2 separate regions of the Homo sapiens genome follow, and region 2 is linked to region 1. The links are chromatin loops, found by intact Hi-C in ENCODE. Cell type or tissue: psoas muscle. All regions are shown on one strand. Each heading gives the region's core, and the rest is flanking DNA. Links, peaks and the distances in the headings are about the cores only.

Region 1 (16,163 bases), core at 3,700-11,699:
TGGCGTGCTTATTAAAAAAAAGACAACTTTATTTTGCCTTTATTTTTGAAGGTAATATATCTTTTTCTTTTTTCCTTTGGCTGTTTTTTTAAGATTTACTCTTTGACTCTGGCTTTTTGCAGTTTTACTACAGTGGAACCAAGCATGGTTTTCTTTGTATTTATCCTGCTTACAGGTCATATGGAACTTCTTAAATCTGTGACTGAAATCTTTCATCATTTTTTGAACACTCTTGACCACTATCCCCTCCTATGTTATTTCTGCTTCAATGTCTCTCCTGTCTTTCTGGGGCACCAGAATCATGTATATTAGGCTGTTTCACTGGGTCTCATGTGTCTGTTATACCATTTTCTATATCTTATTTTTTTCTCCCTTGCCTATGTCCTTCAATATGAATATTTTCTACTGAGCTAACTTTTAGTTAACAAAGCCTCTTATCTGCAGTTCTCGTCTGCTGTTGAATTCATCTACTAGAGTCTTGAATTTAGCTATTTTATTGTTCAGTTTATGTTTTTTATTCTCTTTTTTTAGATTTGAGGTTTCTAACAATACTCCCCACCTTTTCCTTCCTATTTTCTTGAAAATATTATTTTTAAATATTCTTTAATAATTATTTATCTTCTCGAACGTATGCATTAGTTCATTCTTACATTGCTACAAAGAAATACTTGGCCAGGCATGATGGCTCACGTCTGTAATCCTAGCACTTTGGGAGGCTGAGGCAGGCGGATCACCTGAGGTCAGGAGTTTGAGACCAGCCTGGCCAATGTGGTGAAACCCCATTTCTACTAAAAATACAAAAATTAGCCGGGTGTGGTGGCACATGCCTGTAATCTCGGCTACTTGGGAGGCTGAGGTGAGAGAATCGCTTGAACCTGGGAGACGGAGGTTGCAGTGAGCCCAGATTGTGCCACTGGACTCTAGGCTGGATGACAGAGCGAGACTCTGTCTCAAACAAAACAAAACAAAACAAAACAAAACAAAACAAAACAAAAAAACTTGAGACTGGGTAACTTATAAAGAAAAGAGGCTTAATTGGCTCATGGTTCTGCAGGCTGTACAGGAAGCATGGCTGGAGAGGCCTCAGGAAACACAATCATGGTGGAAAGTGAGGGGAACCTGGCATGTCTTCACAAGGCCAGGGCAGGAGGAAGGGAGGGAGCGGGAAGGTGCTACACACTTTTAAACAACCAGACCTCAAGATAACTCACTCTCACTGTGACAACACCAAGGGGGATGGTGTTAAACCACAAGAAACCATCCCCACGATCCAATCACCTCCCACCAGGTCCCACCTCCAACCTTGGGGATTACAATTTGACATAAGATTTGGCTGGGGACACAGATCCAAACCATGTCAACATATTTATTTAAAAATCTACATCTAATAACTCCAATATCTAGATCACCTGTGAACCTGTTTCCCTTTTCTATTCTCCCCTTGGTTCTCTCTCATTTGGTCTTGTTTTTGGTATGCCTAGTAATTTTTTTACAGCTTTACTGAGGTATGATTGATATGTAATAAACTTCACACATTTAAAATATACAATTTGATAAATTTTGGCATACGTATTTATTGTGAAACCATCACCACAATCAAGATAATGAATGTATCCATTACCCCCAGAAGTTTCCTTGTGTCCCTTGGTAATCCATTGCTTTCTATGTCCTCCCCCACCATCCCCAGGCAACCACTGAACTATCAGTATAGACTCATTTGCATTTTCTAGAATTTTATATAAATCAAATCACACTGTATGTGTTTTTGGTATGGCTTCTTTCACTCAGAATAATTATTTTGAGACTTATTGTGTAATTGTATATATCAATAGCTTATTCTTTTTTATTGCTGAATAGTATTCCATTGTGTGGATATACCACAATTTGTCTATTCATTTACCTTCTGATGAACTTGTGGATTGTTTCCACTTTGGGGCTATTAAAAAAACAAAATGCTGCAACATTCTTGTACAAATCTTTTTGTGAAACTATGTTGTTGTTGTTTTAGACAGTGTCTCGTTTTGTTACTCAGGCTGGAGTGTAGTGGCCTAATTATAGCTCACTGCAGCCTCAACCTCCTGTGCTCAAGCAATCCTCCTGCCTCAGCCTCCCAAGTAGCTAGGACTACAGGTGCAACACAAAGGCCTGGCTAATTTTTACATTTTTTTTTTTGGGGGGTAGAGACAGGGTCTTGTGTTGTCCAGGCTGGTCTTGAACTCCTGACCTCAAACAGCCCTCCCACCTCAGCCTCCCAAAGTGCTGGGATTACAAGCATGAGCCACCATGCCTGTTTTCATTTCATATGTTTTCATTCCTCTTGGATAAATACCTAGATGAGGAATAACTGGGTCATATTGTAGGTGTATGTTTTATCTTTTAACAAGCTGCTAAGCTGTCTTGCAATGTGATTATACCACCACCAGTGTATGAGAGTTCCATTTGCTCTACATTTGCAGTCAGTCTTTTTAATATTAGCTACTTCAGTGGGTGTGTAGTGATATCTCATTTAAATTTCATTTTTGGCAAGGCATGGTGGCTCACACCTGTAATCCCAGCACTTTGGGAGGCCAAGGCAGGTGGATTGCCTGAGTCCAGGAGTTTGAGAACAGCCTGGGTAACATGGTGAAACCCCATTTCTATAAAATACACAAAAAATAGCCAGGCATGGTGGCACAGGCCTGTAGTCCCAGCTACTTGGGAGGCTGAGGCAGGAGGATCGTTTGAGCCTGGGATGTGGAGGTTGCAGTGAGCTGAGAGGGCGCCATTGCACTCCAGCCTTGGGAGCAGAGCAAGACTCTGTCTCAAAACTAAATAAGTAAATAAATAAGTTTTATTGTTCTTAGTGACTAATGATTTTGAGCATCTTTTCATGTGTTTATTTGCCATCTATATATCTTCTTTGGTGAAGTGTTCAGATCTTTTGCTAATTTTTTTCAAGGATGTGTCTCGATGGTAATTTTGATTGAATTCGAGACATTGCATGTGAAAAAGAGGCTCTGGGTGATATGTATTCCTACTTTATATTGGCAGGCAGATGGAAGACGGGCAAATCACTTTGGTGCAGCTAAGGGTGGGCTGCTGGCTTTGCTCAGGCTGGCCTTCCTGGCTTCTCTATTTGCCTACAGCATAACCCTTCAGTATCTTTAGGTGAAAGGTTGTATTTCATGTTCTTTCTGTTCTGGAAGACACTGAACCCCATATTCTGTCTCCTCTCTATCTTGATACCACTGAATGACTGTGTTTCAGCCTCTAACCAGATGCTTGCTGTTTGATTTCTTGCCCCTTGTTCTGGAAGGCCAAGGAGACTGAAGAGCCATCATGGGTGTGGCCACAGCCAGAGCCCTCTCAGCTCCAGGATCTTGAGGATAGCACAACCCAGTGAGATTCATGGCGGCTCCTGGTGAATCTGTATAATCCTCCAGGTCTAAGGTCCCAGGAGCCTCAGAAGCACCCGTGGAGGTGGGATGGATCCTGCCAGATGATTTCCAGTCCAAGCAGGTAGCGAGAGGTGTGAAGTGAGTCCTGTTCCTATCTGGGATCTTCGTGTTCTTCCAAAAGTAAGACTCCAACCGGGGAGGCACCAAAAGCAGCAGGGAAGGGGAAGAGGTATGCTGATGGAAGAATGGTGACTGAGGGACATCACCCCCCACCCCTACCCCTGCAGTCTAGAATGATCCTTTCATAAGCAGGATGAGCGGAACTTCAGGATTCTGGTGTCACTTACAGCGCTGCCTTAGTGAGCCTTGCTCAGGGTCACTCGCCCCTAGTACCTCCTGTGGGAAGGTGACCTTCCACTCCTGGGGGAGCAGGCAGAGCAGGAAGTCTTGAGGAAAAGACAGGAACGGGAGCATTTCCTTTGGGTTGTTAGTAACCCTGGAATAGCCCCTATGTCTTTTGTTGTTTAATATTTTTAACTTTTTCTTGTGAAAAAATTAAATAAATACACAAGCTGACTGGGTAGTCTAATGAGCCCCCATGTACCCATCACCCAGCTTCAACAAGATACAGCCAGTTTCGTTTCATCTATGCTCCTACCCACTTCCCCCTTCTTGTATTACCTTAAAGAAACTCCTAGACGTCATATTATTTCATTTGTAAGTACGTCAGTGTGCATCTCTAAACAGTAAGACTTCTTTTTATATATATGTAAATATATATAAAGCCATAATACATAATATATCAATATTCGATATTATTATCATATTAATAGCTAATACATTATGGTTTTCTATACATACAACCATAATATCAATATATGTAACCTATATATAACCATAAAACCATCATCGCACCTAAAAAATTAAAAATACCTTATTCATTTCATCAAATATCCAGGAAGTGTTTAAGTTTCCAGTTGTCTTCTAAACTTCTAAACTATCTTTTAAACTATAGCTTGCTTATTTGAATCAAGATTCAAATAAGATTTACACATTGAGATAATTTGATCCATCTTTTAAGCCCCTTTTACCCTGTTTCTTGCATCTGTGTGAGCATGCATGTGTGCTTGTGGGTGTGCATGTATGTGTGTGTGTGTGCACATGAGCATTTGCATGAGTATGTGTATGTGCATGCATGAATGCGTGTGTCATGTGCATGCGTGAATGTGTGTGCATGTGAGTGTGTGTGCATGCGTGAATGTGTGTGCATGTGAGTGTGTGCGTGTGTGCATGTGTGTGTGCATATGCATGCATGAATGTGCGTGTGCATGTGTGCAAGTGCATGTGTGAATGTGTGTGTGCATGTGTGCCTGTGCATGTGTGAATGTGTGTGCATGCATGAATGTGTGTGCGTGTGTGCATATGCACACAAGAATGTGTGTGTGCATGTGTGCATGTCCATGCTGAATGTGTGTGCACATGTGCATGTGTGAATGTATGTGTGCTTGTGTGTGCATGTGCATGTGAATGTGTGTGTGCATGTGCATGTATGAATGTGTGTGCTCGTGGGTGCATGTGCATGTGTCAATGTGTGAGTGTGTCTGCATATGCATGCATGAATGTGTGTGTGCATGTGAGTGTGTGTGTGCGTGTGTGAGTGTGTGTGCATATGCATGCATGAATGTGCGTGTGCATGTGTGCATATGCATGTGTGGATGTGTGAGTGTATGTGCACATGTGTGCATGTGCATGTGTGAATGTGTGTGCATGGGTGAGGAAGCAGGCCATTTGTCCTTCAGGGTTTCCCATGGCCTGGACCTCGCTGGCTGCACCTCTGTGGGGGGCTCCTGTGCTTTTCCACCAGGAGGGGCACCCTGTGGGGTTGTCTCTCCCTGTGATATTAACTGCAACAGATGGTCAACAATAGATTCATTAATTCAGCATTTGGTCCTACACTAGTGGGCCTGAAAAGCTTCCTCTTGGAGATGCAGGAGAAGGACAAGGCAGGCTCCTGTGTCCTCTTACTTCTCTCTCCCAAAACTCCGCTTCTCCAGACCTGCCCCAAGGGGTGCAATCAGAATGGTTCTCTTCTGCCCCAGCCCTCAGGGCCCCGCTTTTGGTGGGTCCTGGTGCCCCACCCTGTAGAGGCTAGATCCCTGCGGAATGAAGAATGAGGAAATTGATGAGACAGCAGCTGCCATCTCTGCAGTCCTCCTTCCAGGTAACAGCCCAGGTGCTGGGTCAGGCCAGGAGGGGAAATGCCTTAAGGCAGCGAAGCTTTCTCAGCATCCTCAACTCAGGTGGCCTGACTGCTTGGTGACAGGAGTTGAGGATGGAACAAACCATCCTGATGGTGGCCCCTGAATAAAGACTTCTGGGCCACAAGGGAACAAGGATGTGTTGAGTGACAGCATGGTTCCTCAGGCAGACCCGGGTCCAGACACCAACTGCACCACCTAATCGGCTGTGTGCCATTGAGGACATTACTCCTGTCCCTGTCATAGGCTGATAATGCCCCCCAGAGACACCAGGTCCCCATTGCTGGTACCTGTCAACCTTACCTTATTGGAAAAGGGTCTTTGCAGATGTGATTAAGTTAAAGCTTTTGACATGGGGACTGTCCCAGATGGTCCAGGTGGGCCCTAAATGTGGTGGGAAATGTCCTCATAAGAAAGGTAGAGGGACATTTTACACAAGGAGAAGACCACGCGAAGACGGAGTGGAAGAAGATTGAAAGACGCTGGCCATGCAGATTGGAGTGATGCAGCAACAAGCCAAGGTAAGCTGGCAGCCACAGGAGCTGGAAGAAGCAAGACTCCACTCTAGAGCCCCTGGATCCCTGATTTCAGAGTTCTCCAGAACTGGGAGAGAATACATTTCTGCTGTTCTAAGCCACCAAGCTTGTGGTAATGTGTTACAACAGCCACGGGAAACTAACTCATGCTGTATGCCTCAGTTTCCTCCTCTGCAGAATGTACAGTGGGCCCCTATGGTGGGGGAGAAAACCTAGTGGGAGGCTAGGAGGTGGTAGCTAGCAGGAACCCAGCCCTCCAAACTTGCCCACCTCCTCTCTTCACCCTCACAGTTGCAAGGTTTGTCCCAGTGGCCTTTGGTACAATGTGACCCACCTTCCTGGCCATGGTTGATGGTCCGAGGAGGTAAGCCAGAGTTCATCTGATTGACTCGGTGTCTCCCCAAGTGGCCAGGCCTGCAGCAAGCCTCCTCAGCCTTCCAAAGACACCCTGTTTTATGCCATGTGGGCCAGAGGCGTGGAGAAACCAGCAAAGGGAGAGAGGGGGAGAGGACACTGAAAGAAGGGCCAGGGAACAGGCAGTGTGCCCTTCCCCTGAGATGTGGCCTGGGGGTGCTGGGAGAGGTCCCATGGTTCCCCAGGCAGGTGCTGGGCGAGTTAGGTGAGCCTGCCTCAGGCCCTGCAACACGTCTCACTTGGAACCCCTGTCCAAGGCCATGGTCTACACCTGCACTGCCTGTCATCACAGCGAGGCCCCTTTCCTCTTTGGAGTATGTCTTCTCTGTGAGGGGAGATTGGTGCCCGTTGGATTGCTGCAGCATCCCTAGCACCTCGCACACAGTAGGTGCACAATACGTATTTGCCAAGAGGATAAATGAGTGAACAGAAAGATCTGGAGTGAAAATGGACAGTCTGAGGAGAGCGTCTGGCAGAAGCTTGTTTGACAAGAACATCACTTAGGGAGGCATTGGGTTCAGCGTTCAAGATTGTCATGTCACCTTGAATCCTCAGACCTGCCCTTGGTGCCACTGTACTGGTTCCAAGATCTGCGTCCAAGAAAGGTGAGGTCCTCTGCCCAAGACTGGCTGGCTTTTAACACACAGCTGGTCCTCAGCCTCAGCCTGTGACCCCACCTGCCTTGGAGCTCAGCGGAGTCTTCTGATGGAGATGGGAGACAAATACAGCGAGAGTGGTCCGGAACGTGGGCACCTCTCTACTCATGCTCATGGCTACCTTGTCTGTTTCCTTGGATGGACTGGCTCGGAAACACAGGTGGCATGAGAGAGGCGGCAGGACTGGAGGAGCCACGCTGCCTGGGGCCCTCCCCTGTGGCCGGTCCAGGGAGGAATAGCTCCAGGAGGGAGCCTCGTGGTGGCAGCTGAGGGCCAAATGAGCAGGTCAGTTCTTCGAGCACGTGTGACTATTGGAACAGAGCAACGACCTAAGGTTTAAGCCTTAAAAAGGGCATTGAAGTTAAGGGACTAGACACAGCAGCCCAAGAAGGGACCTGTTATCCACGGCACCACTCACCGTCCGGCTGACCGAGTAATGTTTGGAGACAAGAGAGGTCCCCAAGTGGGGAGGGTGTGGGTGGGACCAGGGCTCCCCAGCCTGTCCCTGCCCTCTCCATCCGACCTGGCTCTTCCCAAACCCCTGTTCCCCCAAATATGCCATCCTGATGCCCGCATGTGATACGCCGGCTCTCCATCTGCCTCTGGAGCAGTACTGGAGCAGAGCTCAGGGGGAGTCTGTCCTGTTCCTCTGCACACAGCACCCCAAGACTTTGCAGGGAAAACTTGTCACAAGGCTCAGATTCCCGTCCCCTCTCGGGCTCAGATTCCTGATCCAGGAACCCGCATTTGTTAAACGTGTGTGGTCACGACATAGGGACTATAATTTTTTTTCTTTTTTCTTTCTTTCTTTTTTTTTTTTTTTTTTTTGAGACGGGGTCTCCCTCTGTCGCCCAGCCTGGAGTGCAATGATGTGATCTCCGCTCAGAACAACCTCCGCCTCCGGGGCTCAGGTGATTCTCCTGCCTCAGCCTCCCGAGTAGCTGGGATTACAGGCTCCCGCCACCACGCCCGGCTAATTTTTGTGTTTTTGGTAGAGACACGGTTTATTCATATTGGCCAGGCTTGTCTCGAACTCCTGACCTCAGGTGATCCACACGGCTCGGCCCCTCAAAGTGCTGGGATTACAGGCGTGAGCCGCTGCGCCCGGCCGGGACTATACTTTTTTTAGAGTCCTTATTTTATAGAGTTCGGAACTGAGATATTTTCAGATGCAATGATGGATCGTCTGGGATTTGCTTTTAGAGAGAAACAGGCGGCGGGGCTCCGCTGGAGGTGTAAGAGAACCTGGACTGGCTTCTTCGTTACATCCGGTCTGCTTTTGAATGTATTTGAATTCTTTTGGAAACCATTTCCCGCCCCTCGGAGACTCTGAGGGAGGGGCGGGAGACCCAGGACCCTGGCCGGGTTGGGTTTGGCGTTGGCTGGCGGGCACCGGGGCTGGCAGGCGCAGGGGCTGCGGCTGGGCGGGCTCTGGCGCCACCTGGCGGCCGTCGCGGGACCGACGCCCCTTGGAGCGCCCCCGGGCCCGCGGAATCAGCCGCTGAGCAGCAGCCGGGAAGGGGCGAGGGAGCCCCACTCCATGCCAGGCACTGGCTCACGCCTGCTGCCCTGACCCTGGAGGCCCCTTCAGCGCAGCACCCCAGCCAACTGCGCTCTCCCAGGGTCCACCTCGGATTCTCACCCCCTACTCCCGTCAGAGGCCACTTGGCCCCGACAGTCCTCTGTGTGGATGACAGGTCACGACTTGACGATGGCGGGGTCCTCCTGCTGGGTGGGAGTGGGCGCGCCTGCGCGTACGGCACGGCCAAGCAACTCGCTAGGGCCCTGCTTTTTGTAATTTCAACCAAGTTACACCGTTTCAACAAGAGCTTTGTGTAGTAAGTTTCTTTCTTTCTTTCTTTCTATCTTTTTTTTTTTGAGGCAGAGTCTCGCTCTGTCGCCCAGGCTGGAGTGCAGTGGCGCGATCTCGGCTCACTGCAACCTCCAGCTCCTGGGTTCAAATGATTCTCCTGCCTCAGCCTCCCGAGTAGCTGGGATTACAGGCGCGCACCACCACGCCCAACTAATTTTTGTATTTTTAGTAGAGACGGGGTTTCGCCATATTGGCCAGGCTGGCCTCAAACTCCTGACCTCAGGTGATCTGCCCGCCTCAGCTTCCCAAAGTGCTGGGATTACAGGCGTGAGCCACTGCACCCGCCTTTTTTTTTTTTTTTTATATGAAGGACACCCGGCAGTGGCTCTCAGTGGGTCCCGGTGCTGGCGGGAGCGTGGGGGGAGCAGGCTCTGTCTGCGTGCGTCTTTTAGGGGTCCTAGGGCTGACTCCACCTGAGAACCCCGTCCGGGGCTGTGTTAAGCACCTTTTGTAGAACTGTATTTTTATTAAAACATCAAGGCCGGGCGCAGTGGCTCATGCCTGTAATCTCACCACTTTGGGAGGCCAAGGCGGGCGGATCACGAGGTTAGGAGATCGAGACTATCCTGGCTAACACGGTAAAACCCGTCTCTACTAAAAATACGAAAAATTAGCCCGGCTTGGTGGCAAGTGCCTGTAGTTCCAGCTACTCGGGAGGCTGAAGCAGGAGAATGGCGTGAACCCAGGAGGCGGAGCTTGCAGTGAGCTGAGATCGCGCCACTGCACTCCAGCCCGGGCGACAGACAGAGCGAGACTCCGTCTCAAAAAAAAAAAAAAAAAAAAATCAAATCCGTGTTCCTGTAAAACAAACAAACAAACAAACAAAAAGTTACACAGTTTAGAATCACGCTGTTACAGGAGATGTCTGAAAAAAAGCAGTTCCCACCTCCCACTTCCTGTCCTCCACAGCGGGGCTCTTAGCTCTTCCAGCTGATTCTCTTCTGTTTTGCCTCCATGTCTCTAAACAACAGATTTCCATCGTTAGCGTTTCCTACTGGCTACGGAAGAGGAGGACTTAACTCCTCCTCACACCCACCCCACCCCTCCTACCTCCTCATCCGCCACTGAATTCTTACCTTGGGTCAGATGGATGTTGATGGGTTAGGTAACTACTGTTCACAAATGAGCGGTGGACTATATATTAGGACTATTTTTCCTTTCTGCCACCTTTTTCTTTTCTCTGGATTTACTGATTGTCTTGAACTTCCTTTCACTTAGTTCTCCAGATGTTTATGGCTATTTTATCACCAAATTCTTCCCCAGCTGTGTAACTCTCCTTTTGATAAATTCCTGTCCGATAGTCTGTTCATTTCAGTGTTTTGAAGAACTCTTTCCCGGGGCTTCTGCCCTGCAGCCCAGAGAGGCCCTTGCCTCCCTCTTGGTTGGCCGACCCTGGTTCCTGGATCGTTTTTCTTGTTTCTTCCTTTATTCTCCCATTTTAATTGAGTACGTCCTTCCATAGCTTCCTGAAAAAAGATGCTTGAGAGGTAAAGTTTTGAGAGCTTGTATATCTGACCCTGTTTTTATTTTACCGTAACACTTGCTTGGTAGCTTAGCTGGGTATGTAATTGTTATCCGGGTATCAGTTTCCCTCAGTTTTGGTTTTTGATTTTAGAGACAAGATCTCACTCTGTTGCCCAGGATGGAGTGCAGTGTTGCTCACAGCTTTGCAATCTTGAACTCCTGGGCTCAAGCAGTCCTCCCACCTCAGCCTCCCAAGAAGCTGGGACCACAGGTGTGCACCAGCACACCTGGCTAATTTTCTAAACTTTTTTTTTTTTTTTTTTTTTTTTTGAGATTGGGTGCCTTACTTTGCTTCCCAAGCCAGTCTTGAACTCCTGGCTTCAAGTGATCCTCCCACCTTGGCCTCCCAAAGTGTTGGGATTACAGGCATGAGCCACTTCACCCAGCCCCCTCAGAGTGTTGAAGGCATGGCTACCTTCTAGTGTTGTAGATGAGAAGTCTGAGGCCACTCTTATCCTTCAGCCTTCCTATTACATCTATCTATATGTAGGATTGGAAGCTTGTAGAGTCTTCTCTGTGCCCTCAATATCCCCAGAGTTCATGACAGTGTGCTTTGAATGGGCCTAATTTTACATTGTACAGAGTATTTGGGGCATTCTTTCAATATGTATTTCATAACTTTCAACTCTGAGAATTCAGGAGAGAAATTAGAAGTAGAAGATAAATCCAGGATGTCCAAGTTGGAGTTTTGGGAAAACGAGTATATAATAGGAAGGAAGTTATTTGTAAACATACATGAAAATTTCCCAGAACTGAATATCCTGTCTGCAGATTGAAAACTCTGGTAGCATTTAACACGGTGAGTGAAATGACACCCACAGCAAGGCACGTGGTGGTGGCATTTTGTGGTTTGTATGTTTGAAGCTGTGTTTAAATATCACATAGAATATGATTTGAACTTCAATATACAGTCCAGGCAATAAGTATTGTGGCTGAGATGGAGGAGAAGTTGATACTGTTTGGCTGCATCAAGATACATTCAGGAGTGCTGGGCGCAGTGGCTCACACCTATAATCCCGACACTTGAGGAGGTCAAGGCAGGCGGATCCCTTGAGCCCAGGAGTTCGAGACAAGCCTGGGCATCATGGTGAAATCTTGTCTCTACAAAAAAAAAAAAAAAATTAGTGTGCATCTGCCATTCCAGCTACTCGGGAGGCTGAGGTGGGAAGATCACTTGAGCCCGGGAGGTGGAGGTTGCAGTGAGCTGAGATCACACCACTGCACTACAGCAGCCCGGGTGATAGAACAAGACCCTGCCAAAAAAATATAAAAAATGTATCCAGGAAGGCTTCATGGAGATGAAACTTCATCTGGTTTGTAAAAGATGGACAGACAGCAGGGCTGGAATCTCTCAGGGGCAGGAAACACTGAGCTTGTAATGACCCCCGAGGTGTGTGGGTGACTGTGCCCTGGGTCAGGTGATGGGGCTGGCCCAATACTCAAGATAAGGGCTGACGTACAGAAGGTATCCCTATTGTGAAGGCTGGTTGAGCCACCCTCTGCTCCTAATCTGAGACATCCCATGGAGAAAACAATGGCCTCACTGTATTCACCTAAGCCCAATCACAGCCAAGAGGCTTGAGCAGCTGAGGCCCACCAGGTAAAGATCGAAAGACCAATAAGCAGGTAAAGGTAGGGACACATCCTGCTTCCTCCAGGGAACTGAAGGGTGGAGGGTCCTGCTGTATAGGTCCCCTTGTGGGGATTCACCAAGCCCTCCCTGTGTTCCCCATAGAGTCGGAATCATGGCACCAGAAGGGACCTTAGAGCCACCCAACTTCTGAGCAAAGGCCAGAGGGAGGTGGGATTGGCCCAAGGTCCCGCTGCTCATTGGTGACAGGGCTGGGTTTAGAACCCATGTTTCTAGACCCTCACTCCCTTTGTCCTCATGGGGAGGGGCAGCCTTTCAGGAATAAACACTCAAAGACATTCATCTGCAGGTCATCTGCACTCAGCTCGGGGGCATCGCAGGGCGTCCGGTTGTGGGAAAGGGGACAGTGGGCCAGAGGGGAGGGGTTGCCATTTGCAGTTTGACTCAGGATCTGCATTTTGAGCTCCTGTTGAAGATGGAATTGCTCAGGGTCATTACGCATGCTCTCCAAATGTTCACATCTCCCTGTTCTGTATTTTCTGGGTCAGGGTCCTCAGGACTGTCCCCTGCCTGAGGGCCCTGAGCAGCCCTGGGGGCAGACGCCTCCCAGAGAGACACAGAGCCAGGTTCTGTTCAGAAACGCCTTGGGCTTCCAGTTTTGCATAAAGTTTGCTGGTAAGTGAGGCTGGCAGCACTTCTGAGGCTGGAGTCAGCTCCGTGGAGGCAGGGCCCTCATCTTATTCATCCCACCTCCCCTCAGAGGCTGGCACAGTGCTTAATACACAGAATGGGCCAAATACCCTTGTGGAGAGTAGCCGGCTCTTATGGGTTAAGTTGTGTCCCCCAAAAGATGCCAAAGTCTTAACCCCCCATATCTGTGAGTGTGACCTTATTTGGAAACAGGATCTGTGTAGATGATTAAGATAAGTTGTGCTAATCCAATATGGCTGTGCCCTTTTAAAGAAGGGAAATTTGGACACAGAGACAGACAGGCACACAGGGAGAACGCCATGCCATGTGCAGATTGAGTGAGTGAAGCCTCTGGAAGCTGGGAGGGAGGCCTGGGACCGAGCCTTCCCTAGTGCCCTCAGAGGGGGACTAGCCCTGCCGACACTATGGTCTCCAACTTCTGGCCTCCAGAACCAGGAGACCATACATCTCTTTTGTTCAAGCCAGTAGGAAGCCCCAGGAAACCAATGTATGGCCCAAAACACTGCCTGGTTTCCGCCTCCTGCTTGCCAGGCTGGTCTGTCTGTCTCCCGGCCTGCTGTGGATGTTTGCAGCCCAGCTGCCAGGGAGCAACATCAGTGAGACTGGGGTCATGGGTCCTGTGCCCCATGGACTGCATGTGGGACCCAAGCACTCAGCAGCCTCCCCAACCCATGTGCCTCAGCAAGGGGAACAGCTGGTGGAAGAGAGCGCCCTGGCCAGGGTCGCGGAGGACTGGGCCTCTATCTAGTTCCATTATGAGGCAGGGGTCCCTCCATCCTGCTTTGGCTCTGTGACCCAGTCTCTGACCACTTTCTTATTTAAGGAAAGACAAATAATTCTTGTGCTCCACAAGTCCTTGCCAATTTAATGTCATTTTCATTTGCAGCCTTTTAGGCTATTTAATTTGTAAATTTCCCTCAATAATTCCAGCAACATTATTTTCAGAGCCCTGATTGCAGCATTTACATTTTTTAGTATTCCATGAACCGCACTCTGAGATGTGTGGCTGCAGCCATCATCAGGGTACAGCCAGAAAGCACCCCAAGGGTGGGCGCCCTCCCATCCTGCCTGCAGGCGGTGGCTTGCTGGCATCTGTGGGAACTGCCCGTGTCCATGTGCTGAGAGGAATGACCTGCAGGAATGGGTCCCTCTGCACCCGCTTCCAGGACTGCCCGCCAGCGTGCAATTCCCCATCTGCTGCTAAGACCTTCCTGGATCAATATCCCTCATCTGGGTCATCCAGGGAAGCTTTTGCACGTGGTTTCACACTTCTCAATTCCAAGCCCTGAGGGGCTGGTTATTCTCCTTTCTCCCCACCCCACCCTACCCCAGGTTCATTCCCAGCGCTCTGGTCTGCTCTGTGTCTCAGGGCTGGCCCAGCGGGTGCTCAGGGTGAAAGGAGAGGGGCCGTGTCTCCGAAGCTCCCTCCCACCTCCTTGCCAATCGTGGGCAGCAGCCACGTTCCTCAGGCCACTGTCCCTGTTTTGTGATCTAGCCTCAGCAGCCACCTCCTTTATTGTTCGAGGGGGCTGGAACTGGCCCTGCAGCAGCCTCTGGAAACCTCAAAGCTACATCATAACCAAGCAAGTCTGTGGAGTCCCCACCTCCTTTGGCCACTAGCATCTGGCCTGTGGTCTGGGAGGGTGCAACTCACAGATGGAGCTTTGACATGTGTGGGTCCTGCCACAGCCAGGGAGGCTAAAAGAGTGAGTGTCTGGCATTTCCTGCTTGTACAGTGGGAGGTGATTTATGCCTGGTAAGAGGGTTTCCCTAGATCCATGAAGACTGAAGATATGTGATGATAGATGAAGAACTTCCGGTGTTGGAAGCCTTAGTGAGTGCCAAGGAAGTTCCGTGTAGCCCAGAAAAACTGAAAAACCATCATAAGTTCTGACTTGTCTGTAGCAGACCGTGTTGGAAGTGCCAACTGCATATCCCTTCAGCAGAGTAGACAGGGCACATCTTTTCTTTTTTTATTATTTTGAGGCAGGGTCTCACTCTGTCACCCAGGCTGGAGTGCAGTGGCATGATCATATCTCACTGCAACCTCGACTTCCCGGACTCAAGTGATCCTCCCACCTCAGCCTCCCTAGTAGCTGGGACTACAGGCATGCACCACCATGTCTGGCTAATTTAATTTATTTATTTATTTATTTATTTATTTATTTATTTATTTATTTATTTTGTAGAGACAGAGTCTCACTATATTGCCCAGGCTTCTTTTTTGATGGGAATGGTATATTTGATAAAACTTGAATACCACCTTTTAGCTACAATGTTAAAAAATTGTTTTGCAACATTGTAATAAAACCAGTGAGAAACTGTAGACTCTAGATTTGGTTGTACAAGATACCTTCTTTTGTCATCAATTTGAAATTAATGAAATCTGGAACAAAAGTAATAAAGATGACAGATAAAATTGATAGAGGTTATTTGGACATTGAGAAGCAAATTGTAACAAAACCCTTTCCAATCACATAAAAAGCAGCAATTGATTCAGGAGAAATGATACATTTTGAATAGAAACAATGAATAAGCTTTTGGGTTCTTTGATAAACCAATGAGTGAATCCTAAGAACATACAGGAAAAGGATGGAACTTCTTTACAATTTGACATGAAATGCTGACATTGAGGCAACAGTGTTTGTAGAGCACCATGTCACAGAGGACACCCTGCCATGCATTCAAAGGGTTTTTAAGAGTAGCCACTAAGCACAAAACCCATGAAATGCCCTGGAATCTTAAAACTCATATATGAAACTTGACAGGTATTTTCCCAGATTTGAAAATAATATTTCAGATATACAATCATTATGACCAACAGAGGGCAGTAAAGCTGTACTAGCCAGGTTCCAATCAGGAGACAGAAACCACACGATAATTTGTACAAGGAATGTTTCCCATAGATAATTAACTTTAGGCCAGGCACAGTGGCTCACGCTTGTAATCCCAGCACTCCACCCAGCCGAGCCTGGTGGATCACTTGAGGTCAGGAGTTCGAGACCAGCCTGGCTAACCCATCTCTACTAAAAATACAAAAAGTAGCCAGGCATGGTGGTGCATGCCTGTAGTCCCAGCTACCTGGGAGGCTGGGACATGGTAATCGCTTGAACCCGGGAGGCGGAGGTTGCAGTGAGCCGAGATCGTGCCACTGCATTTCAGCCTGGGCAACAGAATGAAATTCAGTCAAAAAAAAAAAAAAAGAAAAAAGAAAAAAGAATTG
Region 2 (16,163 bases), core at 4,455-12,454, 110 kb before region 1:
GCCTCAATTTTATATTGATTACATGTCAACATGATAACACTTTGGATATGTTGTGTTAAATAAAATATAATTAATTTAACCTGCTTCAAAGATATTTGTACCCACATGTCCACAGGAGGATTACTCCCAATAGCCAAAATGTGGAAGCAACCCAAGTGTCCCTCAACGGGTGAATGAATAAACATTCAATAAAAATGTGCTATACACATATAAAGGAGTGTTATTCAGCCTTAGAAAGGAAGGAAATTCGGCCGGGCGTGGTGGCTCACACCTGTAATCCCAGCACTTTGGGAGGCCGAGGTGGGTGGATCACAAGGTCAGGAGATCGAGACCATCCTGGCTAACACGGTGAAACCCCGTCTCTACTAAAAAATACAAAAAGTAGCCGGGTGCGGTGGTGGGCGCCTGTAGTTCCAGCTACTCGGGAGGCTGAGGCGGGAGAATGGCGTGAACCCGGGAGGCGGAGCTTGCAGTGAGCCGATATCACGCCACTGCACTCCAGCCTGGGCGACAGAGTAAAAAAAAAAAAAAGAAAGGAAGGAAATTCTGAAACATGGGACAACATGGGTGAAGTCTGAAGACATCATGCTAAGTGGAATAAGCCAGTTACAAAAGGACAAATACCACATGATTCCACTTATGTGAGGTCCCCAGAGTGTTCACATTCAGAGACAGAAAGTAACATAGTGATTGCCAGGGGCTTGGGAGACAGGGTGGGGTGGGTGGTTAGTGTTTGATGGGGTTAGAATTTCAGTTTGGGAAGATGAGAAAGTTTGGAGATGGATGGTGGCGATGGTTGAACAACAACATGAATGTGCTTAATGCCATCGAACTGTACGCTTAAAAATGGTTACAAAAGGCCGGGCACGGTGGCTCGTGCCTGGAATCCCAGCACTTTGGGAGGCCGAGGCGGGCAGAACACGAGGTCAGGAGATTGAGACCATCCTGGCTAACACTGTGAAACCGCGTCTCTACTAAAAATACAAAAAATTAGCCAGGCATGGTGGCGGGGGCCTGTAGTCCCAGCTACTCGCGAGGCTGAGGCAGGAGGATGGCGTGAACCCGGGAGGCGGAGCTTGCAGTGAGCCGAGATCGCACCACTGCACTCCAGCCTGGGCGGCAGAGCAAGACTCCGTCTCAAAAAATAAATAAATAAATAAAAAATGGTTACAAAGGCAAATTTCATGTATATTTTACCACCATTTTGAAAATTAATTTTACATATTTGTCTTTTTTTTTTTTTTTTTGTGAGACAAAGTCTCACTTTGTCTCCCAGGCTGGAGTGCAGTGGCGCAATCTAATCTCCGCTCACTGCAACCTCCACCTCCCAGGTTTAAGCAATTCTCCTGCCTCAGCCTCCCGAGTCGCTGGGATTACAGGCGCCTGCCACCACACCCAGCTAATTTTTGTATTTTTAGTAGAGACAAGGTTTGGGCATGTTGGCCAGGCTGGTCTCGAACTCCTGGCCTCAAGCAAGCCACCTGCCTCAGCCTCCCAAAGTGCTGGGATTACAGGTGTGAGCCACCGTGCCCGGCCATTTGTCATTTTTTTTATAGGGCTGCTAGAACACTGTAAATTGCATATATGGCTCACATTAGGTTTCCACTGGGCCACGCTAGTAAAGAACACATCTTCAACCATAGTATGATTAAGCCTGTGGAATCCTCTAGAGGCTGATGAGATTAACAAGAAGGAGAGGGTCCATGAAAGGAGAACCCCAGGGTCAATAATTTGGCACCTTTCAGAGGCAAGAGACAAGACCTGCAGGTGTGCAGTCAGTAGAGAGAGGGCCTCTATAGGATGTAGAGTTAGTTCACAAAATTGTAATTGGGATCCCATCCTACAACGTTCCTTACACTTGGGTTGCAATTATTTATGTCACTGCAAAGGACTATTCCCTACAATAAATGATACATTGGCACATTTGGGTGTATTCATCAGTTTCTTGGGAGTTTAGTTAGTGAGAGTCCCTTGAGCCCATGATCTGAGGGTGCCCTACCAATATGGAGATTCTAGACCTGTCTTGGAAAACCAGACCCTACCCAGAGGGACCCAGGCAGGTCCTCACTGGGGCCACCATCCTCTACTCCCTGTCTGGATCACTGGACAGTAAGCTCCCTGAGGGCAGGGCCTCAGGGACTTAGTTGCTGTTGTGCTTAGCACAGTGCCTGGAACATAGGATAAGCTCAGAAAGTGTTTTCAAAAATTTTAAGCAACACCACCTCCCCATAATGGAGCCAGGCAATTTCCCAATGCGGGCCATGCAACTGCACCCCTGCCACAGCCTCCCTCCACCCCTGGGAGACCAGAAAACTGTCCAAAGTCCAGGCCACTCCAAAGTTCATGGGGTCAACGGGTGGATGGCTTGGGAAGTAATTGCACCCTGACCCGCGCCCCAAGCCTGGACTGCTCTGTCCCAGGTCCCTGACATTTTCCCCCATCCTCCCTGAGAAGGCCTCTTTGCTTCCCTTCAGAGTGGAACTGGGGGTTGGGGTGAGGGGTCACTCACTCAAGGGTGCCAGGCCCCCGGCAGAGATGCAGGGGGCGTTTCCCATCCTGGTCAGCGATGTTGGGGTCGGCTCCTGCCACCAGCAGCACATGAACACAGGCAGTGTGGCCTGCAGCACAGGCCTCGTGCAGGGCGGTGCGGCCCCCAGGGGCACTGTCTGGCCTTGCTCGCCGCCTCAGCAGCAGCCGCAGGACTTCCGTGTGGCCACGGCTGGCTGCCACATGCAGTGGGGTGGTCAGCTCCTCTTCGTATGTCAGAGACCAGAGTCCTAGGGAGGGGAGACGTGGGCCTCAGATCCCCAGGGAAGGCAGAGACCTTCCAGCCAATGGGGTGAGGTGGGCAGAGGCAGGAAGAGGGAGCCCAGAGCTCCATCTGCAGCCTCCCCTCTCTCCCACTGAGAGCCCCCAGTGCCCCGGCCCGTACTCAGAGCACGGATGTTGAAGCGGAAATCCCTCCATCGCTCTGGGTCGCTGGTATCAAAGACGGAATCAGGAGCCAGGCCAGTACTGGAGTCCGCGAGGATGCGGGAGACACAGCCCACGTCCCCAGCCAGCACTGCCTGCCAGAAGGCAAGGGCAGGTCCTGAGGCTGTGCGGGTGACGATGGGTCCCGGGCCAGACTTGAGGTGCTCCTCAGACCCTCTGCTGGGCTTCTCCACCAGCCTGGCACAGAGGGGGTGTCTGTCATCGAGGGGCTCTCCCTGCCCCTTGCACTCTTCTGGAGACCAACTCATGAGCATGTGGGCAGGGAAAGGGGAGTGGGGAGGAGGAGAGGTATATGCCAAAGGCAGAGAGAGAGAGAGAGAGCAGGAGGGAAATACAGACAGACAGAAGGCCCCTGTGTCCCACGCTCCGAGGCTGACCTGGCCACGCATCCAGCAGGAGCTATTCTGGGCTCCACATGACTGTGTTCTTGGGCCAAGGTGTAGGCTATTGGGCAAGCTTTGAGGTCGGGGAGAAACAGCCGGGGGCTTCTCCTTTCACTCAAGCCCTTAGGACCTCTGTGGCCGAGGCAGTCAGCCCAGCCCCCTGGTTCTCAGCAACCCCCAGATGCCCCTCACCCCTCTGGTGGCTGCTCCAGCGAGGCTCTGCGGCCCGGCTCTCCAGCAGCAGGTCGGCTGTGCTGTGCGGGGGGAACAGCTCCTGCAACCTTGCCAGGTCCCCGGTGTAGAGGGCATTCTGCAGGGCCATGTCTTGGCAGAGCAGTGGTGATGGCCGAGGGGGCTCCCAGGCTGGGCGGGAGTGGGGCCTCCAGATCCGGCAGGCCGGGGCGGAGGGAAGGCACCCCAGATGGTGTCCCCAGTGGGGAGAGGAGTTCTTTCCCCAGGGCATGGCTTGTTCTGGGAGAGCCAAAGCAGCACGACTCCCAGCGATGTTGCTGGTGGACTGGGCAGGTGGGTGCTGGGCCCGAGCTGGGTGGGGCCCAGCATGGGAGGCGCAGGGGAGCACAACATCAGGCAAAGCCATAAATAGCCCTGACTGGCCCAGCTGTCAGTCAGGCCGGGTGGGGGAATTAGGGAGGGGCAGGAGAACAAGTGAGGCCTGAGCCCGCCAACCCTGAGCTTCACCCCAGGGCTGTATGACCTCAGGGTGGAAAGGGACCACCCGGACCATGCTGCCCAGTCCGTCATCTCGGCATTAAAGGGAAGTGAATTTCCCAAGATCACGCAGAGAGCTTGTTGCAGAGCCAGGACTGGAACCCAGGGCCTTGAGCTCTTTCTTGTTCACCAAATCGGCCTCCAGCTGCCTGGGCTCTGATCCCACTGGGAAGGCCTGTGGGTGCCAGATAATATTTCCTGCCCTTCCAAATGTCATCTGTTAGCCCTGCACCTTCCCACTCCCAAACCAAGGGAGGAGTTCACAGTAGTGACACAGATTGCCCTCGCTGTGTGAGGCACCCCTCAGGGGGCTCCCTTAGACAGACGTGTGCCTGAGTAACAGAGCGTAACCCACAGGCAAGCCACAGAAACTCCCCATGCTCGTCCTTGATGCCAACCCCCCCATCTCCCTGGATGACCTTGGGTGGCATCTCTCCCCTGCTGTGGTTACATGGGGTCTCTTCACTAGAGAGTGAGAAAGGAGAAATGTCTCTGTGTACTCAGGCACTGACTTTTGTTTGGGGGCCGGGTGGATCAAAAGGAAAAAAAGAGAGAAAGAAGATGAGAAACCAGGCCCTCGGGCTCAGCTCTGACCCACCACTGCCCACCATGGGCTTGAGGTGCTCCAGCCCCATTGGTCTTGCCCCTTTGGCTCACGCTGGCTTAAAAAAATTTTTTTAAATCAATTGCTTTTTAAAAAGTTTCATTTTTAATTGACAAATAATTGTATATATTTATGGGGCTATAATATTTTGATACATGTATATAATGTGTAATCATATCAGGGTAATTATCACATCTATCAAATGATATTTACCATTTATCTGTGGTGAGAACATTTAAAATCCTCTTTTAGCCATTTTGAAATGTACATCATTATTCACTACAGTCGCCTTGCTGTGCAATAGAACACCTGAACTTATCCTATTTACCTGTAACATCATACCCACTGACCAATGTCTTCCCTTTCCCTTTCCCTGTCCACCTCCCTCGAGCCCCCAGCCTCTGGGAATCACCATTCTACCCTTTACTTCTATGAGTTTGACTTTTTTAGATTCCACAATAAGCAAGATCATGCGGTATTTGTCTTTCTGCACCTGGCTTATTTCACTTAGCACAATGTCCTCCAGATACACCACATTTAAAAATCCATTCATCTATTGATGGACACCAGTTGTTTCCATCTCTTGGCGATTGTGAGTAGTGCTGCAGTGGACGTGGGGGTGCAAACCCCTCTTCTGCATGCTGATTTCAATTCCTTTGGGTATATACCCAGTAGTGGGATTGCTGAATCATAAGGTAATTCTAGTTTTAGTTTTTTGAGGAACCTTCATTCTATTTTTCAAAATGGTACTAATTTACAACACCACCAACCATGCAGAGTCCCCTTTTCTCCGTATCCTTGCCAACACTTATCTTTCATTTTTCAATAATAGCCAGTCTAACAGGTGTGAGATAATATCTCATTATGGTTTTTGATTCACATTTCTCTGATTACTAATGTTGAACATATTTTCCAATATATGTTGGCCATTTGTATGTCTTCTTTTGAGAAGTGTCTGTTCAAGTCCTTTGTTCATTTTTTAATGGGGTATTTTGTTGTTGTTGTTGTTATTTAGTAGTTTGAGTTCCTTGTGTAGTTTGGATATTCACCCCTTATCCGATGTTTGATTTGCAAATATTTTTTTCCCAGTCTGTAGATTGTTTCTCCACTCTGTCATTTCCTCTGCTGTGCAGAAACCTTTTAGTCTGGTACAATCCCATTCATCTACTTTTGCTTTCATTGCCTGTGCTTTTGAGGTCATATCCAAGAAATCTCTGCCCAGACCAATATCATGGAGCTTTCCCTTATGTTTTCTTCTAGGGGTTTTATAGTTTCAGGTCTCCTGTTGTCTCTTACTACCTGTGGACACACCTTGGCCTTCATCCACACACTGTGTACATGGTCCATGGGTCTGCCTCTTTCAAGAGAACACTCTGGGGCTCACCAGCCCTTGGTGGTATGGTTGCCCCTGCTCCCTAAGTTCTCTGACCCCGTTCTCCCCTGAGCTGTTCCCTCCCCAGCAAGGGGAAACCCACAGATGGACTCCCACCCCAGGGGCAGGAGGCTCTATCCCATTGAGCCCTGAGGGTTAGGCTGTGGTCAGAGGATGCAGTGCACAGCTGGGGCAGGCAGAGTGCCAGGGGACAGGTCTTTAGAGGAAAGAGATGAAGGCCACTCTGAGAAACTGGGTCGATCCAATGCTGCTCTCCCATGTCCATTGCAGCATTGGGTCTACTAGCAGCCCTTACCCTAGTCACAAAGCCCTACCGCTTCCCCACACCTCTGCTGAGCCCTGCTTCCCATCCTGCCCCCGCCACTCCCCAAGCACCTCTCTGCCCTGACTTCCCAGACACTTTTGCTACAATAGTCAAACCCTAGAGTAAAAGGGACCTTAGAAATTCCTGGTCCAATCTCTCTCTGCTTTATAAGTAAGAAAACTGAGGCCCAGAGACAGGAAAGCACTCTCCAGGTCACACAGGGAGTTAGTGCCAAGTGCATTTAGAACCAGGGACAGTTAACTTCCAGACCTGTGCTTTTTCTATCTGACTGCAGACCTTCCTTCTCCCTACTCTTCTCTTTCCCTCTCTCCTCTTCCTATTTTTTCTCCCTTAAATACCTCAAGGAGGAAGAGATTCAGGGAGCCAGGATAGGACAATGACAAGGAGATGAAGACCTGGAAGTGGGGGCTGAGGACAGGGATCTAGGAGGCAGAGCAAGGAGGTGGCAGTGAGCTGGCAAGGGCCAGGGCCCAGGAGAGAGGTGTGGGCTAGACAGCGCCAGGCACAGGTGGGGGCACAGAGGGAAGGGTGGGAAGACACGGACATGGATGGACAAGAAGAGTTTGTTCCCAAGTCATCTGGGCATTTATGCCTCTGCCCCATCCCTTTACCCTTGGGCCACTGCCCTGTCCCACGCCACTAATCTCAGGTGCCCGCAAGCCTTAGCCATCACTTCCTTTTCTTCTTCTCCTTGTCCAGCTTGGCCTCCTCGGCCTCCAACTGGTCCATCCTGTGTTTCATGCTCTTCTTGCCCAGTGGGGTCTTGAAGTACCAGTCCTGGGTTGGTGGGTACAGGAGTGGTAAGGCCCTCAGACCCATCCTGACCTCACCCCTCCCCCTTTTACAGATTGTTTCCTCAGCAGCCTCTTCTCCTCTCCTCCTGGGTTTGGGGGTCCTATTAGTGCTGGGGTTTCCCTTGCTCCCCACCAAATGCTTCAGGTACAATGTCAGCCGTTCTTAGTGGGCAAGCCCTCTTCCCTCCACACCTGCAGCCCTCTCTCCTGCATTCCCAAGGCCATCCTTGGCAGGGGCACTGACTCGGGGGTGGGAAAGGTGGGTGGCAGCTGCTACCAGAACCCACAAAGGGCTCCTGATACCTCGGTGGTTCTTGCAAGCTCCCACCCTCAGGGAAACCAGGTGGGACGGCCCCGAAGCCTTGGCATTTCCTGGTGATTTCCTGCTCCCTTCCCAGCTGAGCTCCACACACATTTCCACTGATTGTCTTCTGGTAATTTGTGGGAGCAGAGAGAGGGGTCCGAGTTGTGCTTCAGGGGGCTGACTCCCCAAGGGCGCTGCTTACCCACAGCCCCTGGCCCTGCCACCTCACCTTCAGGGACTCCTCCTCCTCCCTGTACACTGGATCCAGCTTCACCAGTTGTCCCAGGAACTCAGAGGCCACCAGGGGCCGCTTGGACAGTTGCAGGAACCGCCGCTCACTCAGCACCGATTGGATGGCTTGGAGAATGTGACCCGGCGTGTAGCCATCGGAGACCTTGGCTAGGGCACTGATGTCCAGGTGCTGGGTCGGCTGGATGCCCCGGGCCTCTATCATACGCTTCCAGAGCACTGCAGGCATGTGGAAGACATGGGGCCTGGAGGGGCAGTGGGCACCAGGGAGGGGCAACAAGGCCTGAGCAGCCCCCGCCTGGATCTGGAAGGAGTTTTGTGCTCCGGGGAGCAGCTCCACATCCATCAGCTCCCCTTCCCCAGGGAAGGTACTGGATCTCAAGCTAGGCAAGGGTCATCCTCCCAACTCAACCCGAGGAATTAGAGCCTCGGAGGACATAGACCACCTGCTCGCGTCCACAGAGCCAAAGCCAGGACCCAGGCCACTGGGCTGCTTGTCCAGCAGCCCTTCCAGAAGACCGGGCTGTGGGGGTGAGGGCTCGCAGCAGCAATGGGGTATGGGGCGGGAGGTGGGCAGGCTTTGGTAGGCGCAGCCGTCCCCACATCCCCAGGCCTCACCATAGCGGGATGCGTAGTCAGGCCGGGGCATGAAGAGGATCCGCTCGTAGACCCGGCACAGACCCCGCATCTCGGCCAGCTGTGGCCGGGAGGTTGTCCCAATCAGCATCACACGGTCTCCGGGAGTCAGCAGCCGCAAGGCCTTGGTGAGGTCCTTCTTTATCCGCTTTGGGTCCATCTGCTCCAGGGGAGGAGGGAGGAGTGGTGGGGCTGGGGCACAGTGGCCCAGCGTATGGGGCTCCCAAGTTCTCAGAGCCCACCCCACCCTCAGCCTCACCTCAGCCCTAGCGGGATGAGGAGGCTGCCCATCCTGCTTTGAGACAAGGAAACTAGGTGTGAGGAGTAGAGGGGCATGTGCAAGGCCCCAGTGGTTGGGGTTTGGAGCGACTGGAACAAGCCCAGGCCTTCCAGCTTAGCCCCAGCTCACGCTACCTGCCCACACGGCCTTCACATCCATGCTCCCTCACCTCCTTGTCTTCTTTGGGGGTCTTCTTATAGAAATTCTTCTCAGCATTTCCAATCCAAATCACAGAGGGCTGTAGGAGTCGGGCTACCTGGATGGGTCAGAATGTAGAAATCAGATGTTAGATGTCTCTGGAGAAGGGTCATGTCCCTGCTGGTCAGAAGGCAGGATGAGGGCCGGCCTTGAGCAGGGGCTGACCTTGGAGCCCCGTCTCCACTCCCCACACCTGGAAGTCCCACCTCCCAGCCTGCTGCTGCACATATCTCACACCTCAGGGTAAACTGAGTCACTGCCCCCCATGGGGGAGCTGCATATTCAGTCTCATCCTACCATGAAAAGAAACTGCTCTGTGTCCTCCCTTTTCCCTTCATTCCCCCACCACAGGGGCTGCAGGGGGAACCCAAGCTCCTAGCCCGGTTGGTAGGGAGACCTCACCAGTTCAGCACCTGAAATCATACCCAGTAGGCTGATGGGTGACGTGACCTCAAAGCCCCCCTCCTTTGTTGCCACAGGTCTGAGAACCGCAAATGCCAAAAGCTGGGGGCTCCGGACCTTAAAGACTATATGCACCATCATCTGTGCCCCATTCCTGCCAGGATATTTGCCCAGCAGGTTTTCCGGCGACAGGTCGAACAGGTTGGCGCCAGTTTCTGTGCACACTGCCTTGACCAGCATCTTCTTCCCCATGCCAGAGGGGCCCACCAGGAGGATGGAGCGGATGAGTGGGGCCATGATGTGGATATCCGGGGAGCCTGAGAGCAAGGAAATGGGCCAGAGCCAGGCAACAGGTCAGCAGCAGGAATCAGGGCTGGAGATGACTGCGTAAGGTCAGGCCAAGGGCCTAGGGCTGGGGGAGGAGGTGCAGATCACAGGGCATACTACCTTCCCCAACACCAGCAGGTCCCCTAGTCCACTAGGTCTGGGAGCCGGGAGTGGCAGCAGGAAATTTTGAATGGCTTATGAGTCTCCAGTATGAGGAGTTGTGCATGGGTCTGGGAGGAGCCTGCTACCCCCACTAATGCCCTTTCTGTTTTCCATTCCATCTGCTTCCACTCCTGGATTATGAGTGGTGGAACTGAAAGGCACGGGACACGGGAGGTGGAGTTTGCAGTGAGCTGAGATTGTGCCACTGCACTCCAGCCTGGGCGACAGACTGAGACTCTATCTCAAAAAAAAAAAAAAAAGGAAGGCATGGGATAAATCACTTCAGAAAGCTCTTCAGCTCAGGGGGTATAGGGCTGGTGGTCTTCTGGGAGCAGAACAGACCCTGGGTTGTCCCTTGGGATTGAGTAAGGGGCTGGCAGCGTGGGCTCTTTCAGCAGGTCAAGGGCCCACCTGATTTCTGGAGTGGCCCAATCTGGGTGTGACCTCCAGCAGGGCCTGGGCAGGGCAGGAGGACCTGGGGCTTGGAGGCCCAGGCTGGACATGTCCACCTCAGCCACCCTACCCTGACCCCAGCCCTCACCCCAAGGGCTGCCTGCCCAGAGCTGGCTCCTCACACCCCCAGAGCCTCTCACCAAGCCGAAGGACCGCATACAAAGCCACATTCTGTCGTATGTCAAACAGGGATGGCATGGGCAACTTCTTCACCAAACTCAGAGTGGATCCAAGATACAGGAAGTCACCTGTGGCGATAGGCAGCCACTGAGTGACAGGCACACTCTCCGAGTGGCAATCAGGTGATCAGCCACAGGGAAGGCGGGGCTGGTGGATGGGGGTAGGGGAGCCTTGGCACCTGGCCACAGAGTGGGAACAGGCATTCTGGGAGGGGTCTCACCTATGTAGTCTTTCAATGCTACTGACTCACTCTTCCTTAGAAGGCCAGAAATAACAAGCTCTTCGTACAGAGACTCCACAGACCTGGCAGAGGATGGCACAGGAAGACCCCCACCACCACAAGGGACATTAGCAAGTGAGAACACAGGGAAATGGAGGCAGAGATGGGGGCTGTTGTCATGAAGACAGGGTATCAGTGGTTCTCCTGTACAACATTCTGTGGTCAAAAACATCTACAGTGCCTGCAAACAGGCAGAATCAGGTATGGCACCAAATCACTGTCCCAGGAGGCAAGCCTCCCCCAGTGGGTGCTCTGTAAGAGGGGTGTGAGGGGGACAGGGGCCTCTGTGACACTCATTAGTCTGCCCCCTGACCAAAGGTCCACCATTAGAAATCCAGTCATTTGAGTTAAGCATTGCCCTCTTCTTAGAAACTACATTTAAGACGTGAGTGCTCCTGGGAGAGACAGACATTAAATTCAAGCAGCTGACGTCAAGTCGCTTGTGAGCTCTCTTTACCAGACAAGTCAGCAGGAAGGGACCACTGACAAGTCCCTTAATGTCTCAGAGTGGGAAGTCCAGGGGGAAATGACTTTGGCAGAGACAGAGCTGGTTAAGGCAAAGGTTGGAGGAAGGATCTGGAAGTGGAGAGCAATGACCTGATTATAAACTCCATTGAGATCTCGCTCTGCATCTCACGTACAGAGCCCTTTCTTGTGCCTTTGCTTGATCCCCACGGCTATCACCTGAGTTTGGCAGGGCAGGTACTTGGTGAACGAGGCCAGGGAGTCAGAGAGGGAAAGCGACTTTCCCAAGGTCTCACAGCAGCAGAGCCAGGACCTGCAGTCAGGTCCCTGGACTGGGACTTACTCCACCACCACCACCATGCAAAGTGGGCACGACAGGGTCCTGCTACCTGTCTGAGGTCAGATCTTTTTCCTTCTTTTTCCCAGTTTTCTTCCCAGGTGTTTTCTGGTTGGAAACGAGTGCGTAGGTCACTGTGCCCTGTTCCTTGCCTCCCTGTGTGCCCTCCCCTGCCCAGCCCCAGCCCCTCATCTTGCCTTTGGAGCCCTCAGGGGTCTTTCTTCCTCCTTGTCCACAGCCAGACGGAGCTTCCTCAGCTCCTGACGCATCAGCTCATCCACCTAGGGGAGACAGCCGAGGTGTGGCGGGGTGGCCTGGGGCTGGGAGGACAGGTGGGAGAGGAGCAGGCAGGCAGGGATGGGAAGGAGGGGAGGAGCCTTACAGAAGAGCCCAGTGAGCCCGATGAAGGCAGTAGGGACAGCCCTGATGCCTTCCCGAACATTCCTCTGCATTCCTCCCTCCCTCCTGGCACCTGTTCACACCCAGGCCTAATCCTCTTCCTGCTCTCTCAGGAGCCCTGTTCTTAACAGCCTTCAACATGCGGAGAAGCCCCCAGATGGAATTCAAACCGAAGATCCCCCGCTGAGGTCTTTGTGACCTAAATGATTGCATAACCGCTTAGCCTCAGTTTCCCGTGTGTACCATCAGGAAAACCACGGTACTTTCCTCATGGGTTGTGTGAAAGATCACATGACTGAACACTCCTGAAGCCCACGGCATGGGTGGGACACGTCGTCAGAGGGTTCCTGAGGATGGTGGGGGGGTGTGGACACCCTGGCTCCGAGCCCCTCCCATACCCTCCACACCCCTGCTGCATTAGCCCTGGAAGAAAGTGGGACCGGGGGAGGCAGAGGAAGGTGGGAACTGACGTGGGCAGCAGGTGGAGCTAGGACCATGCATGGAGGCAGCAAAGTCTACCGAGGATGAGCTGGGGACTGGGGTTGGGTGTTCAGGACAAGAGAGAGGCAGAGAAATGGGTGGGGAGGAGCCTGAATCTGGCTGGAAATGTGGGTTATGGGGGAGGGTACAGGGTGGTGGCCTGCAGGGAAGCCCTGACCCTGTGCTCACACCTGTATCCGGATCTCCAGCTCCACCTCTTTCCTCTTCTCCTCCCGGAGGGTCTCGGAGTCATAATTCTGACTGGGGTGTATGCTCTCACACCGGTTCTTCCATGTATCTGACCGCAGAGAATGGATGGATGCGTGAAGGTCAGAGTGCCGGGTGCATACACACATGCATTCATGCGTGCACAAGCACATGCACACATACGTGCACACAGACACATGTGTGCACACAGGTCAGGAGCCAGGCCCTGGCTGGTTGCCTTGTCCCCACCCACCAGCCTGGCATTGCTTCTACCCAGACGGCAAATAGGCTTGACCCCAAGGCCTGTGGCCACAGAATTCAGACCCAAATCTGTAACGCCCCCACCCGAAGAAGCACACCATACCTCCCTCTCCTCATTTGGTGTTGTCCCCTTTGCCTACACACCCACACTGCCACTTCATGGTCCGTGTGCAGACACCCACTTTCTCCAGGACCCAGGGCCCCAGGTCCCACAAGGCACAGACACTCTTCCCCAGCCATCTCCCCTCTTACTTAAGTATTCTTCATGCCCGGCACAGATCATAGGGATACATTTGGATGGCAACACTTGCAACACCGCATCCACTTCCTAGAATAGAAACATTCTTTGACCTTGACTTCCTCACCTCTGCCTAGCACAGACTCTGGCCCTAATCTTACCTGAACCCATCTTCCTACCACGAGTTCCCCCACACCTTCTCCTCCCTGTCCCTCACACCATGCATCCGAGAGGTATCTTACCCCCTTCTTGGCCTTTTCTTCCTTTCCTTTCTTCTTCTCTTTTTCATCCTTTCCTTTTTCCTTGCTCTTCTCTTGTTCCTTTTTTCTGTTCTCTTGCATCTGCATTTCCAGTTCCATTCTCACCTGTGACCAATGACCCAAGACATTTCAGAGAAGATCAAGGGGATTTTACAGAAGAGAGCCCTGGGTTTTACAGAAGAGAGCTGGCGATCTCTCAGGCTCAGGGCCTGATACTGGGGTGAACCAACGATTCCCTAGGCCTAGAGTAACTGATGGGGTCGGGACAGCTGAGCATGCAGAGACTCCTTTGGGGTCCAAGGAGAAAGGGTGCCCAAGAAGGAGCGTTCTGGTGAGAGCCACTGTTCTCTCTTGGGCCACGGGATCTGGAGCCACTGCAGTCTACCCAGACATCCTTCCTTTCCCAGCCACAATGCCTGCTCCAGCCGCAGCTGCTCCTTGCTCCTCTTCCCCATGCCGTCTTTCTAGCTGCCTGCATTTCCCCCAGCCACCTCTGCCTCCATTGAGGCTGACCCCCTACCCCACCCCACTCGCTATTCTCTGTAGCCTCAGGCTCCACCTGCCACAAAAAACCATCTGCCCCACCTCCAACAGGGTACCTGTTCTGGCGTTTTGTCTGCAAAGATTGAGTAGGATCCACCTGAAGACGCATCTGGATAATCAGGGAACCGGCCAGTAAGGTCACTAAGTGAACAAAAGATGATTGGACAGAAAGATGAATAGATGGATGGACAAATGGATGGATGGATAGGTAGACAGAGAGGTGGGTAGAAGGGTTGGTGGATGGATGGACAGATGGATAGATAGATGGAGAGGTAGGTAGAAGGGTGAGTGGGTAGATGGGCAGATGCATGAGTGGATAGATGGAGAGGTGGGTAGAAGGGTGGGTGGGTGGATGAACAGATGGAAGGATAGACAGAGAGGTGGGTAGAAGGGTGGGTAGATGTGTGGATGGATGGATGGGGAGATGGAGAGGTGGGTAGGTGGGTGGGTGGATGGACAGATGGATAGACAGATGGAGAGGTGGGTAGAAGGGTGGGTGGGCAGATGGGCAGATGCATGGGTAGATAGATGGAGAGGTAGGTAGAAGGGTGGGTAGGTGGATGGGCAGATGGACAGATGGAAGGATAGATAGACAGTTGGGTAGACGGGTGAGTGGATGGATGGATAGGTAGATGGAGAGGCGGATAAAAGGGTGGGTGGATGGATGGAGAACACCAGAGAAAAATAAAGGACCAGGGTGACGGAGGGAGAGGTGGGAGAAATGGATTGTTACAAACAGGAGGACAGATCACTCAGGGGGCATCCATGGGTGCTTTCCCCACCCTATTCTGGCACTTTCTCTCCCTTGTGGAATTGAGAAGTCAGGTGTGGAGATGGTCCTGTACACTGGGGGCCCAAAGTTGTTGAAACCAAGAGGGTCAGCAGTGTGTTGGGGACCTGGGGGTAGAGGAGAAAAGGCCCCATCTGGACTAGAAGGCAGAACCCATGCAGGGGATGGGGCAGGAGCAGCCCTGAGGGACCCTGAGCGAAGGGAATGAAGGATGGAGGGTAGGGTCAGCTGAGGACACTGACTGGCACTCGATAAACCACTGTCGGATTTGCTCCTTCATTTTCTCCTTCATGTCAGGCCCCTCTGTCTCTACCAGAGAATCATGGGCCTTCACCATTGCTGCCCGGAACTCCTCCTCTTTCTCCATCTGGCGGAGCCTCTGGACATCCTCCACGAGGCATGGCTGGGAGATGATGCTCAGGTGCTCTACCTGGTTGGGTGAGGGGAGCTGGGGGAGTGGAAGAGAGGCTGAGGGGCTCAGGAGTGGGAGGAACCAGCAACCAGTCTGGATGCAGCCCCCAGCCTCGGGCACACACGCCTGTACCCACTCCTTCCCCAACACCACGCTCACACAAGGCCTCACACACACACCCACACGGAACAACGGGCATGCCTGCATCGGGAGAAACTGTGTTTGGAGCCGAATTCGTCTGTGTAAATTACTCTAATAATGAGTCTGCTAGATGCATCCAGGCTGTCCCCTGCCCGATTTCCCCAGCACACCCTCCCCTGGAGCCTCCGGCCCCAGCCCCCGCCTGCACCCCCGCCCCGCGGCCGAGTTGGCAGCCGCTCTCGCAGCCACTTTCCCGCCTCATTGGCTCCCAAATGTATTTTAAATATCACTCTGCGCAGAGACAATTACTGAAAACGCTGAGCTCACACTGTTGATAGGCCCGGGCGGCCGGGCTCATTCCTCACCCACTGCCGTGCACGGACCCCTCCCTGCTGAAGCCAACCCCTGCCTCTTTCGGCCTGCTCTCGTCTCCTGGGGGTCCAGCCCTCTGGCCCCCCAACAAGTCTCTGACCTCCACTCCCACACAGCAGCCCCTGGCCCCTCCTTCCTCCCAAGGCTCCAAGCCTCCAGTGGTAGCCTCCCAGCCTGCCAAGATGTCACCAGACCTGGGAAGGCTCCCTTCCCTCCAATCCCTCCAGTCCCCAGCCCAGCCCCCTCCTCAGCTCCTTCTGGCAGCCAGGCCTCCAAAGGATCTGCCTGGGGCAAAGCCCTTCCCCCAGGGAGCATGCTCCGGCCACCCCTCCAGGCTCGGCCTGCCTTTCCTAAGTCAGTGGAGACCAGCTGGGTGAGAGGACAGAGAACAGGGGATAGACAGATTCAAGGAGCCAGGCCTACTCACTTTGGCCAGGCACACGTGTGTGCACACAGGCACATGGCCTGGAAAGCCCTGGTTTGGGGAGTGTGTCCCCACCCAACACAGCCCCTGGTGTCTCCCCGTGGCTGCCAGAGGCTTGTGGGGGGCAGTGTGGGTGCTCCT

Evidence for each region. A loop is a pair of places that touch in the nucleus more often than their neighbours do. Peaks named below come from ENCODE experiments on the same cell type or tissue, not always from the same donor. Only the 100,000 strongest peaks of a DNase experiment are listed, where the experiment ranks them.
Region 2: a loop joins it to region 1, with 3 times the contacts of the local background. A loop is called at or near these places in 4 of 110 quality-filtered maps.

Annotation. Positions count from the first base shown.
Region 1 is chr7:151,294,939-151,311,101 of GRCh38, forward strand. No RefSeq gene overlaps it. Among named protein-coding and RNA genes, the nearest start is that of NUB1, 39 kb to the right of the region's middle. RefSeq lists an enhancer at 8,396-9,254 and a silencer at 8,596-8,765. In psoas muscle, for the core only: CTCF peaks have their summits at 8,679 (motif pointing left) and 8,881; a DNase peak (open chromatin) is centred at 8,673; H3K4me3 peaks cover 906 bases; H3K27me3 peaks cover 1,791 bases.
Region 2 is chr7:151,183,883-151,200,045 of GRCh38, forward strand. It overlaps DRC11L (dynein regulatory complex subunit 11 like), which reads right to left. Exons shown (of 19, transcript NM_001304419.2): 6 at 14,916-15,121; 7 at 13,940-14,024; 8 at 13,323-13,445; 9 at 13,095-13,170; 10 at 12,566-12,672; 11 at 11,693-11,776; 12 at 11,548-11,603; 13 at 10,634-10,716; 14 at 10,374-10,481; 15 at 9,409-9,608; 16 at 8,861-8,947; 17 at 8,394-8,571; 18 at 7,756-7,994; 19 at 6,991-7,205. The coding sequence ends at 7,098. ASB10 (ankyrin repeat and SOCS box containing 10) reads right to left here and starts at 3,368. Exons shown (of 6, transcript NM_001142459.2): 1 at 2,933-3,368; 2 at 2,510-2,777. The coding sequence starts at 3,248. RefSeq lists enhancers at 4,366-4,455, 12,069-12,808, 14,750-15,736. In psoas muscle, for the core only: a CTCF peak has its summit at 7,849 (motif pointing right); a DNase peak (open chromatin) is centred at 7,869; H3K4me3 peaks cover 276 bases; H3K27ac peaks cover 2,692 bases.